Linked DNA regions of Homo sapiens: region 1 is linked to region 2. Evidence: chromatin loops called from intact Hi-C (ENCODE). Cell type or tissue: A673. All regions are shown on one strand. Links, peaks and the distances in the headings refer to the core of each region. The heading gives the core; the rest is flanking DNA.

Region 1 (10,868 bases), core at 1,077-9,076, 410 kb after region 2:
AGGGTTTGAGAGAAATTCAGTAGAAATTGGAGAAAACAAAAAAAATTGTGAGAACTAAGTGTTTTAGCCTTGTGGAACATTTAGTAAGTCTCCAGAAATCTGTAAATTGCAAGAAAACATCAATCATCATTGAGGAGAAGCCTGCACTATTTGTGAGTTTATATTTTTATTACTCCTAATAAATAAAACATGTAATTAAAGGTTACGTAACATCTTGGAATCACCTTCTTTCAGTAATTGGAAATAAAACCTAATTATTTTTTATGTGTTTCTTTTTTAGGCTCACCATTATAGTCTCCAATTTGGTCTGAAACCATGGTTAAAAAGAAAGAACTAAAAGAAATCCCTTTACCCACCTGCGGAGGTATCTCAATGTTAAAATTCCACTAGTCTCAGAGTTATCAGTGTGTGTGTGGAGCAGGGAGCAGAAGTGAAAGCTTGTAATGATGAATTTTCATGGTATGAAACCACTCCTCTCTCTTGGGTTAAGACCGGTTCTTAAGAGTAGAGATAACATGCTATTTCTGGATCAGTGTGTGGGTGAGTAAATTTTCTGTGGGAAAAAAGTAATAAAATCCAAAGGATAGCCATAAATCTATCTAGATTTCCATGGAGATGACATTTGGATTATTCTTCAGATGGTGTCAACATTATTTGCCCTAGTTTACTATCTTAGACAGACTCATATTCAACTTCCTTTAGGTTAACCTGTGTAAACAGGATTATGTAGTGTGAATATATTTTGCATTTAATTCAGGATTTAGGAAAGCGTATTTATTTTTAAAATAAATAAAAACAGAATGTTAACAACATGCTGGCATATACTATTTATTTTGCAGTCACTTACTGTAAGTGCTGTCCTCATCTTTGGTGCCATCAATGGTTCCATCCGCCTGCAGCTGCAAGTGGTAGCCTTGTCGGCTGTATAGCTTGGTAACTATACCCTTAAGCTGAGGCTCTGCAAAGAGAACAATGATTTGGATCAATTGATAAATTGTGCCTATGTAGTTGAAAAGACTAGGAATTTCAATTTCTAATTTCATTTACAAATCTTAATGGAAAAAGTCAAACTACACTTTTAAGGTGTCTGGAAGAAAGAAAACAAACTCTGAGTTTCAGAATAAATTTTCAAACTAAAGAAACATTTTATTTCTATCTGGAAACATTGGTAAAGCTTCTGAAAGTGTCTATAGTTTCTGATAACCTGTCCTTTGGTTTACAGAGTGGAACTCTATCTCACTGAGTATTTGTAATGGGTTGGCAAATGGCTATTCTGCCTTTTGAAATTGTGCTACTTTTCATGTGAAAGGAAAAGGAGAAATAGAAAGATAATTCAGAGTTGTCTGCCAACCGACCAAGGACCAAAAACCCACTAGCAAAGATTTCCTTCAGAATGACCACAATTTGAATAAATAATCTCCTTTATTCTAAGAAGGTAGAAAATGCATAAATAACGTGGAACCCCATTAAGGAAACTGTATTTGGAAAATTGAGCCTTTTATACCAAAAAAGGGAGGAGGGAGATACAACCACCATTAACAAATCTTGTCATATTAATTATCATTAGTGAAAATGTGTGTGAAAAGAGCAGGGTTTTTGTTGGTAGGAAGGAAAAAATCAGTGCATACTAATTTTTCAAATTTCATATCAGAAGTATGATTATCAAAAATATGAGTTCTTAATTAAAATGATTTTCAATTATGAATAACCATAGATCAATCAAGTGTCTCATTTACCAATAACAGCCATGTTATCCAAAATTTTCTTTTACTGAATATAGACTCCTGCGCTGAAATAATATTTATGTGATTATTCGAGCCACATAAGCATGCTTTGCAACCACTTAAGCCTTTTTGAAACAAGCCTAATTTACAGTTAATGCATTAAAAACTTTGTGCAAACAGAAAACGTTATGTCTGCTTTTCCATCCCAGGGTGTAGCACACATAAATGGAGAAATAACAGATCGGTGACTCTTATTTTTTTTGTAATATTTATCTAGTAAAAGGCAGAAAAGAGTGTAAAAGATTCATTTGGTTAAGAATGGCAAATAAACTGCATGCTCGCCTGAAGGTCTGCCTTGACGCAACCTGACACCTAGAGCTGAATTTCCAGTCGCTGGAATATCGCGCTACTCCTACCACTGAAAATGTTCAAAAGCACCACAGTCTGGGTATGAGCTTAAATCCCCTCTTCAACACCGCATTTTAGTAGCATGTAACCGATTACACTAAGTCTAACCAAATCTCTCAGCTCTTTGCAACAAGGTTCTAGAAATCCCCCCTCCCCCCGCCCCAGCAAACATTTCGAAGCTGCACCACAAGTCAAGTCTGTCCCAAAAAGCTTAAAAGTCATCAAAGAAACGCAATGCCTAGACAGCAGAAGCCCACATCCCTTGGAGGTGGAAGCTGGAGGGGAAGGGTCTGAGGCAGAGATAAAAGCAAGAGAGGGATTCCCCAGGCTCTCCTGGGGACGGGAGGATGGTGTCTGCCCAGCTCTGCGCCTGCAATTTCCACGCCATACATATCACAGCCATGTCTGGGTCACGCCTGCCCAGAGCCCACCGGGCATGCACATATGTGACATGTCCGAAGCTGAGGGCAAGCCACCCAGGGCAGAGTATGCCCCCAGGCTCTGCGCCTGTCCCAGGGCAGTTGCAATGCAGCAAGCGTGTTACTGTTACGGAGGCAAGAAAGCCAGCGCCTTCCCACGCACGCACACAGGCTAGGTGGCCTCTTCTGCACAAGATGGGCCACCAACAAACTCACCTATGCTACATACCTGCTCCCCACCGCCCCCACCTCACTCGTAAAGTATGGGGAAAAGAAAGCAAAAGCCCTTTCCGACCTGGTCTTCTTCTGCGCCTCTTCTTGGAGCCGAAGAGTTTGACCCGGGAAAAGACATTTAACTTGTTTTTGTCGCAGCTGGTCTTGCCTTTGCTGGGGCTGCTGACACACTTGCAGGCGTTGGATTTCTCGCGCTCGCGGGCTTGCCTCTTCTGACGGATGAGCGAGCTGGCGATAGCCGCCGCCATGGCCACGACGCCCACCACCACCGCTTCTTTTGCTGCCCCTCTCTGGGTTCGCCTCCTCCTCCTTCTCCTCCGCTGCTTGTCCGCTGTCTCGCGACTTCGCCGCTTTGGTCTCCTTAGCCTGCGTTTGCCCGGGCTTCTCCGCACTCGGGCTTCAGCCAAGGAGGGGGCTCAGCATGCCGTCCGAGCTCCTCCGGCGGCGGTCCGGCTCCCGCGCGGGCTGCTGGCTGCCTGGGTCGGAGTCGACGCCACAGCCCCGGGCCCGGGATCGCGGGCGAGACTGGCACGCGGATGCTGAACTGCGCGACTGCGTGTGGTCGGCCCCTGCGCCCGGCGGACACCGTGCATGTCCAGCTGCTCCGGTCCGAATTTCGCCGGACCCCCTCGCCCTGTTGCCCTTCTGATGGGGGCCAGAGGAGGGAGGCGGGCGGAGGGAGTGAGCGCGGGCGGGAGAGAGGCCGGGAGCTCGGGCGGCCGGACGGAGGAGGGACGAGGCAGCGCGCGGGGGAGCGCGCCCTCGCCCTGGCCCCTCCGAGTCTTCGACTAGTCCTTGCAACTTCTTGGCGTGATAATCGGGAAAAGTTGGCCCGTGCCAGGTTTCCGACAGGGATCAAACAGGTAATGGCCTCGCATCTTCGCTGTTGCTGCTGCTCTGGGCGCGGCACAGTCGCAGCACAGGAATTCAGCCGCCGCAGGCACCCTCCGGAACAGCGCGACAGCCTCCTTGCAGCCCCCTCCCGCGACGGCCCCTCCCTCCCGGGGCTGAGCCCGTAGGCTCGGAGCCGCAGGCCGCCCCTCCCACCCCCACCCCCACCCCCACCCCCCCAAGTCCCCGGCCGCCCGTTCCGGCTAACACCTGTAGGGGCTTCCGCACTGCCCCAGTCGTCCAAATCCTTCTCCCCTCCTTTTCCCGAAAGGAGCTTCGGGAGGAAACAGTGATGGAGGAGGAACTGAGATGAGGTAGTTGGGCTGACGGAGCGGGGGTTTGCTCGGCATTGGGGGATGGAGTGGTGGGGGTGTTTCCTCAGTGTTTGAGCTGACCAGATTGTGCTCGGGCTGGAGCCCCTCAGAAGTTCGCCAGATCCCTGCCTCAGGCTTGGACGCACCAACAACCCGGAGAACCCTCACCCACCCGCGCAGAGGTATTTTGCTTGGCGACACTTGTAGCCATTCAGGGGAGGAGGCCAGAGTCCCCAGACGGGTTCAGCCCCAGCGGTAGCAGCAGAAGCAGACACTGCAGAGCTGCGCCCGCACACCACGCTGCCACCCAGTGGTTTTTGCTGACTTTTCATTTCAAGCCAATTTGTAGGGTCCAAAACCTGTTTTTCCTCTGCGCCCCCTCATCTGTCCGCTCAGATTTGGGATTCAAGCAGAGAGCTTGGGTCGTGTACCGTAAGCATTACGTATTTGGGAAATGCAGAGTCGAACCTCTCTATTTAAGCTGTGGCCCATCTCTAATCTCCTAACTTATTTTTTTCTGCTCCTCCAAAGTCAGGCAGCCTCCTTCCCTCCAATTCAGGAACCAGTCTGGCTTTTTGCTGGCCTCAGTCTATTAACAAGTTCTGTCCTCTCCCTGTGTTATATTTTATTCTGGAGGAAAAGAAAGAAGAGGTTTTGAGGCCAGAAATGCAGCAAAGAGAAATGGCCTGTCTACATCCCTACCTTCAAACAGACACAATTATTTGACTATTTTACTTGATTTCTGAGGCCAACTAGGAAGCAAAATAGAGCAGCTCTACTACCTGGCAGCCCTACACCGTCTTTACTGGACTCCTACATGGCACCCCCATCACCTCTTTTCAGAACTAATGTAGATGCAAAACCAGATGCTCAGCTTATCTTCAGACTCTAGCCCTTTTTTCCTTGCCTGACTACCCAACAAACAAGCTCGGACTCAGCAACACTGAAATGCTTTCAGGCTTCTTAGCCCATAAGAGCTGAATCACCGGACCCTTCTGTAGATTCCATTGCTTCACAGGGGAAGCTGTTGCTACCCCTCCTTCCACTTCTCTGCAATCTTGAAATGTCTCTTGCTCCATCAGAAGCACCACTGTGTGTCTGCAAGGCAGACTGGGGTAAAGGTTGCAGTGGGTTGAGACTGATAGTTACAGGAGAATGATGCCAAAGGGTCTGACATTTTCTACCTACTCTTTTGTGCTTTTGGCTTTCCCAAATGAAAAGGGAGGACAAGGTAGACGAGAGTTTTAACACCTCAAGTCTATTCAAGTATCCACTTCTTTAAAATTTGATTCATAGGGAAAAATAAATCCCTGAGGAATGACTGATTGATATTGATTCTGAAGAGTAGGAGGCTATTTCCTAGTTCAAAATGTTTGTGATTGTTGTTTAAATTCCAGATACCATGAAGGGAAATATCTTACATAAAGAGGGGTCAGGAGAAGCTTTGATCAAGCCCAAATATTTGGGGTGGGTGATGAACAGGTACAAGGTCTCTGCTTATTCTCTGCATGTTTTTACCTTCTGCCAAGCACCAACCCCAAGGGCCTTTTGTTCCTACTCTCATTTCTCTCTTGGGATCCTGACCCAGAGCAGGCATGCAAAAGCTAAAGAAGGATGAAGTTCTGATTCAGGAAGGGGATAGACCTTAGAAGAAGAGATGGTATTGAGAAAATCATAAGGGCTTTCCCACACCGTTTTTCCTCCACTTCTCCTCTCAGATAGCTCTCACTGTTTGCTTCTGCAAACACCATTCATAAGGTATTTTCAGGACGCCTGTAGAATTATTGGTGTGGACACTCTGTGGTACATATTAGAGGTAAACAGACTCAGAGAAGACTTCAGGAATATATAATAAGAATGGCGGGGGCATTTATTACAAATTTGCAAACACAAACTGTAAATACATCCTTTTGTTTCTAACTCCTGTCTACCATCCACATAAGCTCATGGAACCACTGGGCCAAGGCTGATAACCAGGTGATTCTACACGTGTTTGTAGATGTCCTTCTTGCTCTAATCCTTCTCTCCCTGATTAAATTGTATAATATTGAAAAATGAAGAGTATGGGGGAGGGGGAACGAGACTCTCCCTCTGTCACATGTTCCTGCCAACCCACAAAAGATATTTCTGTCTTTTTATATCCTGACCCCCTTGAATCTTTTGTTTTCATGAACAGGAAAATGCATGGCACATTATTAATGAGACTTGAGAAGGGGGCATCTCTCTGTGATCTGTCTGTCTACGGACCTCATTCATTCTCCTCTCTCTTCCACAAAGAGAACTCACAAAGGCCTGTGACCAGAGGGTAAATTCAATCTGGGGCAGAAAGTGAAAGAAAACCATTTTGAAATTGGGTCCAAATCATATTGCTCAATGAACTTAACCATTAATAATGCAGATATTGGCCAGGCGTAGTGCCTCACGCCTGTTATCCCAGAATTTTGGGAGGCTGAGGCAAGCAGATCACCTGAGGTCAGGAGTTTGAGACCAGCCTGGCCAACATGGTGAAACCCTGTCTCTACTAAAAATACAAAATTAGCCAGGCATGGTGGCGCCTGCCTGTAGTCCCAGCTTCTTGGGAGCCTGAGGCATGAGAATCGCTTGAACCCGGGAGGCGGAGGTTGCAGTGAGCCAAGATCAGGCCACCACACTCCAGCCTGGGCGATAAGAGCGAAACTCCACACACGCACACACGCGCGCGCACACACACACACACAAAGCAGATATGTTCGCGTTTTCCTAACTCTCATGTCTATTTCCCAGGTGCTTAAAATTTCAGAGACGAATGTGAATATTACTTTCAAATCTCCAACAGGAAACTATGCCAAAGTCACATCCATCTTGAGAAGGTATAATGAAAGAATTGCAGCCAATCCTAGAGAAGCATATTTTGCTTGTCTTTGCTGTCCCACTGCCATCCTGGGCCAATAGTACGACATTTGTGTAGGGGAAGTAATAAAGAATTCTCTTTTGACACCTATTTCCAAATCCCTTTTTCTCCAGTTTTGATTTGTTCCTAGCAGTTCACATTGTGGCCTTGCTATGGAACTTCCTGGATCTCCTCCATATTTGTAAATTTCAGTTATCTCTGCTTATCCCTGGTGGTTCAAACTCTTCTATGCTCTATTCTAAGGTAGGGTCTATTCTCCGTTGTTTCTCCCACGTGTCCGCTCTCCCATTGCATTGTCCACCAACCTCTCTTTTTGACCATGTTCAGAAAGAAAGCATTCTTAGCTTTTTTTTCTAACTCAACTCCCAAAGAGTTCTAGCCTGGCAGGCTGGAAACATATGTTTTAATCCTATCTCTGCCACTAATTGGCTGTGTGACCTTGAGTATGTCATTTCTCCATATTACAGGCCTCAATTTTCCCATCTTTAAAGTAATACTTAGACAAGATTGGCAGTTTTCACTTTGTATTCTTCAGCAATCTAAAAGTAATGAAAAGTAATAAAAGTTCCCTCGCCAATGTTTCAACAGTAGATTTCATCTATTTTAACTGTTTTCATTCAACTGTTTATTTCTCTTTCTCTTTTCATCTGTTTTATATAGTGGAGCTCATTGTATGATTTCTTACGTAAAAAATAAAAATGAAAAGATTCTGGTACTAAAAACAAAACGTTTGGAAACCTCCAGATGACATGTTCCTTAAAGTCCTTTTGGCTCTGGGAGCCTATGATTATTTTTCCCATATGTTCCTGTTCCTACTTCTTTATCTTCCCCTCTTCATACTTCCCATCTCTCTGTTCTCTTCCCACCCCATGAGAACATAAATTCTAAATTGGATTCCAAGGAAAAAATGCAAAAGTCCCTTTGATTCCACTCCTCGTGGGTTCACTTGAGAACTAGGTTTTAGCATTCTTTTCAGAGAGAGTTATGTGAGTTATCTGGGCATAGAATGCTGATCGTTCTCTGCCAATCTCTTTTGGCAGGCCTCAGAGGAGCTGTAAGGAAGCTGAGGGGACCTGCTCTCAAGAGGCATCTCCAGGAGAGAGACAGAAACCCAAACAGATGTGACTGTGATGAGTAAAAATGAGAGAACTCAGACAGCCTAATCGGGAGCAGCCTCAGTCCATTCTGAGCAGAAAGGAATTGGCTGTCTTTCTGAAATTCTGAAAATGAGAAATTTCAAACACCCTTCCTATGTGAAGATAAGCTCACTCAGAATCACTTGCCAGTTTGTTCTCCTTCTACACTAACAGTTCACCAAAATATCTGAGTGGGAAGTTACCTGGTCAAGGACTGATGATGAGCTCAAAGAAAGGAAATGTTGGCAGATTCAAATGCACCAACGTCGAGTAACACTGGGATCTCCCCATTCACTAAGTAAGGCAGCAGAGAGAGTATTTACGAGATGAGGTAGCCAAGTACCACCTTTTGTGGTCTAATTATGTACAAAGGCTCAGAGAAACAACTGGATAGAAATACAAATGAGGAGTTTAGAGAAAAGCTAACAGAATAGGCTCTTTTCAGCCAGCCAGGCACAGTGGCTCACACCTGTAATCCCAGCATTTTGGGAAGCTGAGGCAGAAGGATCCCTTGAGCCCAGGAGTTCCAGGCTGCAGCAAGCTATGATCCTGCCACTGCATTCCACCCTGGGTGACAGAGTAAGACCCTGCCTCTAAAAAAAAGAAAAATAAGAAAAAAGAAAGAAAAGAAATAGACACTTAACTCCAGGAAGAAAAATGCAATTTAAGGAAATCTTGTTAGTGTCACACTAGAATGCCAGGTAAAGAAAGAGTGACTACTGTATTCTGTTACATACCCTGACACATATATTAGCTGGCAAAGATTAGATCATTTAGGGGAGTTATACTTCAGAAACAAAGGTCTCCAGAACCATCCTTTTAGAAACTGATTGGCCTTCCTGAATTGCATTTAGAATGAAAATCCACAAGACCTTAGGCTTGCATCACACTAGGATGGTGGCTTGGTTTTCATTATGTCCTGTTTCTGAGATCATTCTCTAAATACTTAAGCTATAGAATTTACTGATGCTACCTCTGATTTATATTTAAAATCAATTGAGAAAACACTGATTAATTCTGATCCTTAAGAAGAAAAATCCTATAACCCACATACAAATTTCATTGTTCAGTCATAATTTATGAACATTAAAGCCATAAAACGCCCTGATGGTATTAATCATGTCTGTGAATTCAGCACTTCACCATTTAATTAGCCATGGCAGCTGCAACATCGAGAGTTCAAGGCCTCTGATTACCTGCTTGGCCATTTAATCAAGAAAACCTGGAGAGAAATAGCAGCTTTCTGGGGCGGAGGTTTCTCCCTTAATCTTGAGGAGAGAATACAAGGAAATGAGCTTAAGCTTTAATATGTGGGGATTTAAGTTTTGTACAAGGAAAACATTCTTTTCAGTGAGCGTTGTTAAATACTATGATTGATTGCTGATTTTTCTTCTATAAAACCTTTTATGAATACAACAAAAACCTTTTCTATCTAGCTAGGTATGTGGGTTGGTTTCCATTAAGACTATCATTCTGTCATAAAATCTACACGACTATTTGTATAACCATGACCTGCCACCAAGAAGTAATCACTAGGAGAGTGGAAAGGGGCAGTAACACCATTATGAGAAGGCAAAGGTCCCCTCTGATAGGGCATGGGGATTGCTAGTGTTTTTGTTGTTGTTGTTGTTGGTTTGTTTTGTTTTGTTTTGAGATCTGGTCTCTCTGTCACCCAGTCAGGAGTGCAGTGGCGTGATCAGCTCTCTGTAACCTCTAACTCCTGGGCTCAAGCCATGTCCCATCTCAGTCCCCAAGTAGCTGGGACTACGGGCACGTGCCACCACATTTAACTATTTTTTTTTTCTAAGGCTAAGGTCTCACTTTGTTGCCCAGGCTTGTCTCTATCTATCTCCTGGCTTCAAGTGATCCTCCCGCCTTGGCCTCCCAACGTGCTGGGAATTACAGGTGTGAGCCATAACACAAAGCTAATTGTTAGTGCTTTTGCCTTTGGAAGATCATACTGGATGAACTTGGAGCATGTGGATCAAGGCAGTCACATTCATTTCCTGAAGTTTCTCTCATCCAACTTGCAGAAAACACTTTGTAGACACAATAAATGTATTATTAATCAAATGGGTTGCTTCAGTGGTGACAGAGTGTCTAGAGCCAAGAAAAGCATCAGGTTCTCTAAGTGAATTTGATTCTGTTTTACTCAATAATATTTGAAGATCTTGAAGGAACAATTTCTATTTTATGAACTAAGTGATGGCTAACAAACATTAAGTGAGGTGCTTCTATGGTGAGACATTTATGGCAGGCTAAAAATGTACAAGAATCAGAGGCAAAATATCTGTAACACTGGGTTCATTTCTTGCCCAGTGAACTAGGTAACCTAAATGAAAAGCTAGGGGAAAAAATGATGGAGGATTTGAGGCAATGGCAGACAACCTAATTTTTCTGGATTTAAGCCAATTCAGGAAATAAAGTTACTGGAAGGTGACCTAAACTCAGTATTTGAGGAAAGGAATGCAGTGTGGGCAAATGATCTAGTGTCTGTTATTATTTAGCATATGGAGGCAAGATTCACAACCAGCATTAAGGAACACTGGATGGATTTCCTACTTGCCAATGGCACTGTTTGCTCCAATTTCCTATCAAGAATTTATATTTTTTAAAGCAACAGAGAGGTAATGGGAAAATACTTTAGTGTTCCCTCAGGATTAAGAGTCTTAACACATCTCTTTTCAGACACTGACCAAGATTTGGGGAGAAGAACCTGGTATATTCAGAGAAAATACTATCCTCCATATTCTAAGGAGGAGATGAAAGACAGGTTGATAACCCACCTGAGAACTGTGCAGATGCCCTAGATGATTTTTAAGCTCTCCCTTCTGCTTTAGATTTGTTTTTCC
Region 2 (10,868 bases), core at 1,185-9,184:
CAAGCTGGGCTTTGTATCTATTTCTTTCAAGTCAAGAATTTGCTTCTTGGTTAAAAACATCATATTTCCAAGTTAATAGACATCCAGATGGGCCATATGCTCCTCCAAAAAATTTAGGAGGGGGATGCCTCACAACCACTGCTAGGGCTACTTCCTCTCCAGGCAGCTCATTTTGGAAGTGGGCAACCTTGCCTAACTTGTACATAAATGATTTTAGCATCCAAATAGTCCATACAAGTTGGTCATGAAGATAGTAAAAAACATTGATTAACCATTTGTGGTTCTATTTTGCTTATCATATACACATGGTTACACAGTGTAAAATTTAAAGTTAAAAAGCAATTTTACAGTTTCTTGTACTTCATTTCATTTTGTCATATCACTAAAAGCCATTCATAAATGAATCTTCATATTTGTATGGCTTAGCCTCTGGTCTTACCACAGATCCTGCCTTAGCACTTTGGTTATTAAAAAAATAGGCAATACCCCTCCTGGATTAGTGTCTCTGAGGTGTTTCAGTAGATTTGTCAAACTTACTTTCCCCCATATGCTCCAAGACTGATAGATTGAAGCTCTTTGAAAGGTGCATATGTGCACAGCCTTAAGTAAAATATACCCCCATTCACAACATTAGTGACAAATGGGAAATGGAGTTGAATGATTCCATTTATCTTAAAACTAGCAAAGGGACTCTTTCTGACTGTCTGTGCTCAAATCCCTGAAATAAAGGCTAATGATGGAAGGGCCAAAAGAATGCACGGTGCTCATGGACTAGATGCTTCCTCCCAAGAGATTGGCTGCCCAAGGTCAATGATAGGGCAGGGTATATGTGAATAGTAGGCTCTACTGAAGATGACTTTGGCCCAAGGCAATCCGCTTTTCCTCTCTTGAATTCCATTTCCTCTTCTGTAAAGGCAGAGGGTTGAGGTCAGCAGAAAAAGTGGGCTTTGATAAGGAGGTGATAGATAAGAGACTGTAGAGAATAGTGGCAAAGAGGATGGGCTATGTAGCTAGGTTGCCTGCATTCAAATTCTGGCTGTGCCATTTACTGGTTGGGTGGCCTTGGGGAAGTTGTACACTCTGTGCTTCAGTTTCCTCTTCCACAGAAATGGGGCAATAATAGTGCCTACTTCACAGCATTGTAAGAATAAAATGAATTCATACATGCAAAGACTTTAGCACAGTACCTGGCACACTGCAAGTGCCCAATATGTTTCAGCTGTTATTATCAGTGGTCTGTAAGCAAAGAAAGGTCCAGAATTGCTGATTAGGATGATATCTCATTCTGGAGTCCCAGAAAGCCCCACATAGTAGGTCCTTTAGTGCCTCTCAGCCATCCGACTACTGAACACTGGTCGTTATCCTCTTCACCTGGCTGAGCCATTGATAAATGGAATATTCCCTTCTTTGCCTCCTGATCGTATGAACCACACATACCTTACAACTCCCACCCCTTTCACAATGCTTTACCCAAACCACAAGGCACATCCACAGACTCACCATAAAAGTAGGCTCACACATAATATTTAGACACATCATTTAAAATACACTCTCTCACACACCCTCCACACCACACACACACAATCAATCTCTGTCTGTCTGTCTCTCCTGCTTCCCCTGTCCCCCCCGCCGTCCCCCGACCCACAGCCTCTCTTTCTCCACGTCCATGACTTGCCAACATGTAGGTTTAGAACAGTGGGCCAGGCCCAGGTTGTGCCCCAAGAGGGCCACTTCTTGCACAGTGCTGTATGCCTTGCCTCTCTCCATGAAAATAATGTGCTCTGGCTGGCCTTGCACAATCCTTGTCCAGCTGGCTGGCAAGCAAATGAGAATGCCTCACATTAACTGACTGAGCGAGACCTTCATTACCTGGGGTTCAAAGCTCTTCTCTTTCCAACTCTGTATGGGTGCCAAATAACAGAAAGAGTCCTTTCTTGCATCATGATCTCTGCAATAATTGCTGCCTCAGAGGTCAATGCCATATTACAGCATTAAACATGAGTGACCTGTACTTCCTTGCCTGAGCCTCTGTGTTGCTTCTGTGACCTGTGTAAAAACTGTGAGCTATTCTAACAAACGTACCATTTTCTTTCATAGTTTGGGGTCCAGGTACTAATTACTGGGTCAGAAGAACATAGCATAGTTGAAGCTATAACTTATTTTGATATTCTGAATTTTCAGCAACACTGGTTTAGGTCTTAGGACAGCTGCTGAGAATGGTAGGGGGGCAGGAAAGAGGCTGCTACTTGATGAAAATTCAATTTAAGAAAATGAGTACCTCCCTTTCTAGCTGTAAGTTAACAACAGTGACCATCTCGTCAATATCATTAAACCTTTATGGAACACCCTTTAGCCTCAAAGTTTCTTTTCCTCTTTAAAAACTTTTCCTCCCCAGTTACCTGTAAATTGATGCATTATAGCAGTAATAGAGATAACAAAATGCTGTAGGAATGAAGGGGTGGGTTGCCCCTCCACACCTGTGGGTGTTTCTCGTAAGGTGGAATGAGAGACTTGGAAAAGAAAAATACACAGAGACAAAGTATAGAGAAAGAAATAAGGGGACCTGGGGTACCAGAGTTCAGCATATGGAGGATCCCACCAGCCTCTGAGTTCCCTTGGTATTTATTGATCATTCGTGGGTGTTTCTCCGAGAGAGGGATGTATCAGGGTCACAAGACAGTAGTGGGGAGAGGGTCAGCAGACAAACACGTGAACAAAGGTCTTTGCATCATAGACAAGGTAAAGGATTAAGTGCTGTGCTTTTAGATATGCATACACATAAACATCTCGATGCTTTACAAAGCAGTATTGCTGTCCACCTGTCCCACCTCCAGCCCTAAGGCGGTTTTTCCCTATCTCAGTAGATGGAACGTACAATCAGGTTTTATACCGAGACATTCCATTGCCCAGGGACGGGCAGGAGACAGGTGCCTTCCTCTTGTCTCAACTGCAAAGAAGCATGCCTTCCTCTTATACTAATCCTCCTCAGCACAGACCCTTTACGGGTGTCAGGCTGGGGGATGGTCAGGTCTTTCCCTTCCCACGAAGCCATATTTCAGACTATCACATGGGGAGAAACCTTGGACAATACCTGGCTTTCCTAGGCAGAGGTCCCTGCGGCCTTCCGCAGTGTTTGTGTCCCTGGGTACTTGAGATTAGGGAGTGGTGATGACTCTTAAGGAGCATGCTGCCTTCAAGCATCTGTTTAACAAAGCACATCCTGCACAGCCCTTAATCCATTTAACCCTGAGTCGACACAGCACATGTTTCAGGGAGCACGGGGTTGGGGGTAAGGTCATAGATTAACAGAATCTCAAGGCAGAAGAATTTTTCTTAGTACAGAACAAAATGGAGTCTCCTATGTCTACTTCTTTCTATACAGACACAGTAACAGTCTGATCTCTCTTGCTTTCCCCCACAAGGAAAATCACCAACTTCCACTCAGCCACAATCCTTCTGTGAGACCTCATGGAAGATACTTTGCTTTTTCTCCCGGGTGGCAGTTTCTCCACTAGCTATGTTATGTTTTTAGGCCATGTTTTTGAACTTCCTCTTTGGTGGGTAGCCTGAGATGATCATTGAAGGCATACACACTTATTTCCAACACCAGAAGAGATTACGTCTTGAGTCTAAAAAGTACCCCTGACATAGGAGGTGCCTCCATACCTGTAAGCATTCCCAGAAGCCAACAGGATTGCGTGGATCAGAACATTGAGTAAGGCAACATGGCTTAAACCCTTTGCTGTTCATAGTTGGAAAGCAGCTTCCAAGGAAGCAGATCTCAATTTCTTCTACAGCTGAAGACACCTGAAGGCTGAAGCAGGACTAAAGAGCCCAGAGACAGCATGGTGTGTTAGGAGAGAACTGGCCTTGCACTTGGAGGACCCAGCTTCTGGTCCTGCTATGCGACCCACTTGCTTGGTGACCAACTTATGTCTCCTCTCAGGACGCTTGTTTTTCCATGTTTCAAAAGGGGAAATTGGACTAGATGGTCTCTAAGGTCTCTTCCAGTGTTGATATTTGATTGTTCTCCCCAGGGGTTTCACATAGATCATAACCATTCTAGAGTCACACCCTCTGTCCCCAATCCTGGATCAGTATTTGGTTGCTAAGGGAAACAGGCAAGCAAAAATGTTTGACAATCCTTAGTGCTATCACCAGTTGCCAAGTACACATCTGTCATGCTGACAGTGTCAGCAGGGTCACTTTTTGTATCTGGATGACAGAATGGTCATATTATTGCTTGATTTGAAGAAGAGCACCATTGACTATCTGCCGGAAAAAAGCTGTGGGTCCTTTATGACTGCATGATGCACTTCCACTGTTTAGGAAACTGACTATCCGATCATGTGAACTGACAGATACGGGGCTGTGTTAAATATTAAGTATTGTAGAAATGAAAACTGTTATTAAAGTAGTAAAATGTTTATCTAGAGAGCAGTGCTGATGAAACACTGTGGTTAGTTCTTGCCCTCTTTGTTAAAATAGGTAATTGATTGTACCATCCACATACCCACGTGAAAATTATCCAGCATGTTGTATTTATAAGCTCCTCCCTACCTGAGAGAAAAAATGATAATTATCTAGCCTTTTTGTCCTGGGTCACTTAATTCAGTTTCAGTCCAAGTTTTTGACCTTCTTTAATAAGAAAATGCCAGATTTTCCATCCCATAATCTGGTTATCTAATACCTTGCTCAGTGATTAAAATTGATTAAAATGAAGAAAGAGTGCTCTTTTAAAATAAGAAAATGATTGAATTTCTATGGTTTAGGTTGTATTTAAGCAAAGATTGGATTAAATTGATCTGGATTGAATGAAGGACACTCTAAACAATTCTAAACTTATTGCAACTCTGAATATTGCTTTCTGGAATGCCTCAGCACAAAATGTCACTGTCACTTTTGTTTCATAAACACATATATCTTTTAATGCATAGATAATGCACTTTTTAGAGGCGTTTAAAACATACACATTTGCATAGATATTCATTCACAACTGTTTTCACTAAACCAAAATAGAAAAGACTTAGCTGACTTTTAAGCACTTGCATTTTCCAGTTTGAATACAGAGAATTATGACTTTGGAGATCTCCATTTACATAACCAAGAGGTGGCAGTATTACATCCATTATGTATTCACTGCACCATGTATCATTTAATGATAAAAAGTGAAATGTGTAAATAAAAATATGTAACAAATACTTCTGTCCTTTATAAATGTCTGCATCGCTAAAAACCATTAAAGTGTAATGTTTCCTTGTAAACAACAATAACCTTCCCAAAAAAATCAAAGCTAGGAACCACAGTTTATTACCGCTAGTGAGTTTATTGCAGCTCCAAGAATCCATACACATCTACTTCAGTAATCACTTGTTTTCTGGTAAAACATTCACCTCCTTCCCAAATATATATATATATATACAAATCAATTTCTAAAAAAGCAATCAATCACAAGATGCCCCAAAGTAAGACCCTCTGTTTCTATATAAGAAACAATTTAGAAAAAAAGTAAGTAAAAGAGTTAAATATGGATAAACATCATCTTATTAACTGATTATTACTATTAAAATAACTATTTGGAATCAAACATTTTTGGTTACCTTCCAAGATTGTTGAGCATCTTGGAAGATTGAGCATCTACTATGTTATAACATGTCACTTGTGTTATGATCCAAGTAAGTTTTATCTAAGCTACCTAATCTTTTCTGTTTTATTTTTGGTCTTCTATTTCTAACCAGTCTTGGAGATAAAAAAAAAAAAAAACAATAGCAGAAGGAAAAACTACGTAAAACTTGAATCTGTTGAATCACCAGTTTATTATAAAACTATCCTCAGTAAAAATCAATACCACAAATACATCTGAGCAATGAAGTATTGGTATTTGGAATAGAAATTCTTAGAAAAATAGTTTAAATAGAAACTGAGCACTTTACATTTGGCCTTGTGGAAAGTTGGGTTACTCATAAGGAAATATGATGTTATTTTAAACCATGAACTGCATTGTATAAGATTTCTAAAGATCCATCATCCCCGGAACTAAGCCATTTGAGTGTTGGGAAATATTTTTATGTTATTTAGATGCTTATGCTACTGATTAGAATCAGTGCATATCCTAACTGTATAAGAATGTTTGTTGTACAGGGTCTAAAATTTATCTGAAAAGCTTTTATAGGGCACTTAGATTATCAATATCAAACTAAAATATTTATAGCTCTCAATTTCAAAGAAGGTATTATATAGTTATGAGATTAACAGTTCTAATTGTGGACACTTGAATATTTTAAATATGTCCCTTTTATTTCTTTTTTTAGATCTCATTTAAAATCAGAAATTGTGGTTGTAATGGAGAGAATTGGGCATTTTTTTCATATATGGAATAAACAGCAAACACATTCTCAATGAGTTTAGACTGAACATCTAGTTTGAGAAAATTTGATTTATGGACAGGAGTCAAAGTTTACCTGTGAAGATAATGAAATAGCATGACAGAAAAGAGTGGTGTTGTGCCAATGGCCAAAAGAGTAGATCAGAGATTACCTTCCAATGATTTCAAAGTGGGCAAGGGTTTTAATTACTGAAGGTGGAAGGGGAATTAATGTAATTATTGTAATCACTCCTAAGAAATCTTCTAGTTTCACCACACTGTGGAATAATTTTAAGTTTATAATTCATTCTTAATCAAATTTGATGCATTATATTGCCATCTCCCACAATGTTAAAATAAAAATGTATTTTAATGTTTTAATTAAATTTACATTTTTTCTATGTATGAATTATGTGGTTGTATTACAATATTTGATACTTCATCAAACTCTCACCTTCCTCTGTGTACAGGTACTCCTGTCACGTTTTCAGATTCTTTCCCATGCCTCTATTTTCCTTCCTCAATAAAATATTCATTCCAGGGAAAGATGTTGGTTGGTCAGGAAGAGGAGGAAGCAACAAGATATCAACATTTACTTCGTTACTTAAAACATACCAGGTGCTTTGCTAAGAGCTTTGTACTGATTATCCTGTGTAATCTTCACAACAACCATTTCAGGTAGGAACTGTTATTATCCTTATATGACAAAAGGGAAAACCAGAGATGTGAACTGACTTGCCCAAAGTCAAACAGCTGGTAAGCAGCAAAGATACAACACAATTCCACTTACAGGAGGCAACATCACCAACAACAACAATAATAGCTCCCGTTTATTGAACTGCATTATGTGTTAAGCACCATGCTAAGCATTTTACAAACATCAGTTCATTTAATCCTCACAACAGTCCTCATGAAACAGGGGCTAATCATTTTTTTTAAATTTCATTTTATTTTTTATTATTTTTTTAATTATTATTATACTTAAAGTTTTAGGGTACATGTGCACAATGTGCAGGTTAGTTACATATGTATCCATGTGCCATGCTGGTGTGCTGCACCCATTAACTCCTCATTTAGCATTAGGTATATCTCCTAAAGCTATCCCTCCCCCCACCCCACAACAGTCCCCAGAGTGTGATGTTCCTCTTCCTGTGTCCATGTGTTCTCATTGTTCAATTCCCACCTATGAGTGAGAATATGCGGTGTTTGGTTTTTTGTTCTTGCGATAGTTTACTGAGAATGATGATTTCCAATTTCATCCATGTCTCTACAAAGGACATGAACTCATCATTTTTTATGGCTGCATAGTATTCCATGGTGTCTATGTGCCACATTTTCTTAATCCAGTCTATCATTGTTGGACATTTGGGTTGGTTCCAAGTCTTTGCTATTGTGAATAGTGCCGCAATAAACATACGTGTGCATGTGTCTTTATAGCAGCATGATTTATAGTCCTTTGGGTATATACCCAGTAATGGGATGGCTGGGTCAAATGGTATTTCTAGTTCTAGATCCCTGAGGAATCGCCACACTGACTTCCACAATGGTTGAACTAGTTTACAGCCCCACCAACAGTGTAAAAGTGTTCCTATTTCTCCACATCCTCTCCAGCACCTGTTCTTTCCTGACTTTTTAATGATTGCCATTCTAAGTGGTGTGAGATGGTATCTCATTGTGGTTTTGATTTGCATTTCTCTGATGGCCAGTGATGGTGAGCATTTTTTCATGTGTTTTTTGGCTGCATAAATGTCTTCTTTTGAGAAGTGTCTGTTCATGTCCTTCGCCCACTTTTTGATGGGGTTGTTTGTTTTTTTCTTGTAAATTTGTTTGAGTTCATTGTAGATTCTGGATATTAGCCCTTTGTCAGATGAGTAGGTTGCGAAAATTTTCTCCCATTTTGTAGGTTGCCTGTTCACTCTGATGGTAGTTTCTTTTGCTGTGCAGAAGCTCTTTAGTTTAATTAGATCCCATTTGTCAATTTTGGCTTTTGTTGCCATTGCTTTTGGTGTTTTAGACATGAAGTCCTTGCCCATGCCTATGTCCTGAATGGTAAAGCCTGGGTTTTCTTCTAGGGTTTTTATGGTTTTAGGTCTAACATGTAAGTCTTTAATCCATCTTGAATTAATTTTTGTATAAGGTGTAAGGAAGGGATCCAGTTTCAGCTTTCTACATATGGCTAGCCAGTTTTCCCACCACCATTTATTAAATAGGGAATCCTTTCCCCATTGCTTGTTTTTCTCAGGATTGTCAAAGATCAGATAGTTGTAGGTATGCGGCATTATTTCTGAGGGCCCTGTTCTGTTCATTGGTCTATATCTCTGTTTTGGTACAAGTACTATGCTGTTTTGGTTACTGTAGCCTTGTAGTATAGTTTGAAGTCAGGTAGCGTGATGCTTCCAGGTTTGTTCTTTTGGCTTAGGATTGACTTGGTGATGTGGGCTCTTTTTTGGTTCCATGTGAACTTTAAAGTAGTTTTTTCCAATTCTGTGAAGAAAGTCATTGGTAGCTTGATGGGGATGGCATTGAATCTATAAATTACCTTGGGACAAGGGCTAATCTTTTCTCTGTTTTGCGGGTAAGCAGATGGAGACACAAAAGATTTGTAACCTACCTAAGGGCATGTAGCCGGTAACCTAGGATTCAAATCCGGGTCTCTCTTCACTCCATAACCCTTAACTCTCCTGTTATAAAATAGAAGAAGACAGAACTGAAGGTGGGCTCCAAGGATGATTCAGCTTGTTCAGCCTATTCAAATAATCCTAGAGCTGTCCAAAGATATGAGATTTGACTTTATACTTCTTATTTGTAGCTACCTTCAAAAGTAGACCTGGGGCTCTGTCCATATGCAAACTTATATGGTACACCTTCACTCAATGTATTGTTTTGTTCTGTCTTGTGGATAAGGATTAATCCAGGAGGGAACATGCTCATGTCACCCTTCTGACTCAAGAAACTTATTAACTGACCAGTTTTATCAAAAGGGTGGAAAATCCTGCCCATGTAGATACTACTTACAGATACAAGTGATTCCTTACCACCACTCATATCATCAAGGCATCATGAGTAGAACAGATGCCTTTGGATTTTATAGATTATTTATTTATTTTTAATTTTTTAAAATTATACTTTAAGTTCTAGGGTACATGTGCACAACATGCAGGTTTGTTACATATGTATACATGTGCCATATTGGTGTGCTGCACCCATTAACTCATCATTTACATTAGGTATATCTCCTAATGCTATCCCTCCCCCCTACCCCCACCCCACAACAGGCCCCGGTGTGTGATGTTCCTCTTCCTGTGTCCAAGTGTTCTCATTGTTCAATTCCCACCTATGAGTGAGAACATGCGGTGTTTGGTTTTTTGTCCTTGGGATAGTTTGCTGAGAGTGATGGTTTCCAGCTTCTTAAAGAGTAGTACTGGTTGAGGGGGTAGAGGACACTGACCCGGGGTATTTGCGCTCAAAGGGAAAAGTCATTAAAGACCAAGATGTGAGATCCAAAGAAATGAATCAGAATTGATGAAATTTCTTAGCAGTTGAGAGATTACTTGCAAATATCTTTCATTTTATGGACTATAGTGCAGACCTAGGACTGTGAGCATTCTTTTTCTCAGAAAAAAAAAGGCTTTTTGACACTAACACACTGTGAGGCAAAGCTATCTACAAAAGACCACAATTAAAGCAAACTTACTTTTACTTTGCACCAAAGATATGATTTATATCCTAGTCTCCAAAGATTAAAAAAGCTCATGTGCAAAGATAGAGACATCTATGCCTTGAATTATTAAACTTGTCAGTCTCTATTTTTAAAAAGTCAACTTAACATGCAGTCCTGGATGTCTGAACCACATTCCATTTGCAAAAGGCAGCAGTGAGGATGCTCACTTCATCTATTTCTTTGTTAAGTAATGAGCAATCTGAAAAGACAAGTTATTTGTAATCAACGTATCCATTTTAAAAAAGGACACGTCTAAGGAGAAATCCAATCATCATCAGTTGAAGTTTGGATTCAGTGGTAGACTTTCCTTTGGAAAACTAAGTATTAAATCTCATCTATTGGGCATGAATTAGAAATTTATTACAAGCTAGTCTGCTAGGTTTTACCTTATGATATGCAGAATGTTGCTGCTATATATAATAAAAAAGCTTAGTGATACAGTATGACCTCAGCGGTTTTCTATTCAAGCATTGTGCATGAGCGTGGATAATTTCAATCAGAGTAAATGCAATGGAGATATGACTTTAAGCCGAAGCTCTGTCTCTGTGACCTTGGAAAAGTTACTTAACCTCTCGTGCCTCAGTTTTCTCTTTTGTGAAGTAGGATGTTTGATTCGTTCATCTCACAGGTATGTATAGGGTACCTAGTATTTGGTAAGTACTAAGGTTGTCATAGTGAACAAGGAAAGCCCTTGCCTTCATGAAGCTCATAGTCTATGTGTAGAGACAGCCAATAAATAGGCAAATAAATAATTTAATGTATAATTTCAGACAGTGGTATGGT

What was found. A loop is a pair of places that touch in the nucleus more often than their neighbours do. Peaks named below come from ENCODE experiments on the same cell type or tissue, not always from the same donor. Only the 100,000 strongest peaks of a DNase experiment are listed, where the experiment ranks them.
Region 1: it touches region 2 in a loop (2.4-fold over the local background); 1 of 110 quality-filtered maps calls a loop at or near these places.

Annotation. Positions count from the first base shown.
Region 1 is chrX:138,707,971-138,718,838 of GRCh38, forward strand. It overlaps FGF13 (fibroblast growth factor 13), which reads right to left and starts at 3,747. Exons shown (of 5, transcript NM_004114.5): 1 at 2,847-3,747; 2 at 848-958. The coding sequence starts at 3,033. FGF13-AS1 (FGF13 antisense RNA 1) reads left to right here and starts at 4,137. Exons shown (of 3, transcript NR_038405.1): 1 at 4,137-4,172; 2 at 6,754-6,839; 3 at 7,921-8,635. In A673, for the core only: a CTCF peak has its summit at 4,291 (motif pointing left); a DNase peak (open chromatin) is centred at 4,241; H3K4me3 peaks cover 1,863 bases.
Region 2 is chrX:138,293,330-138,304,197 of GRCh38, forward strand. No RefSeq gene overlaps it. Among named protein-coding and RNA genes, the nearest start is that of MIR504, 370 kb to the right of the region's middle. In A673, for the core only: a CTCF peak has its summit at 5,086 (motif pointing right); no DNase peak of the experiment used is centred there.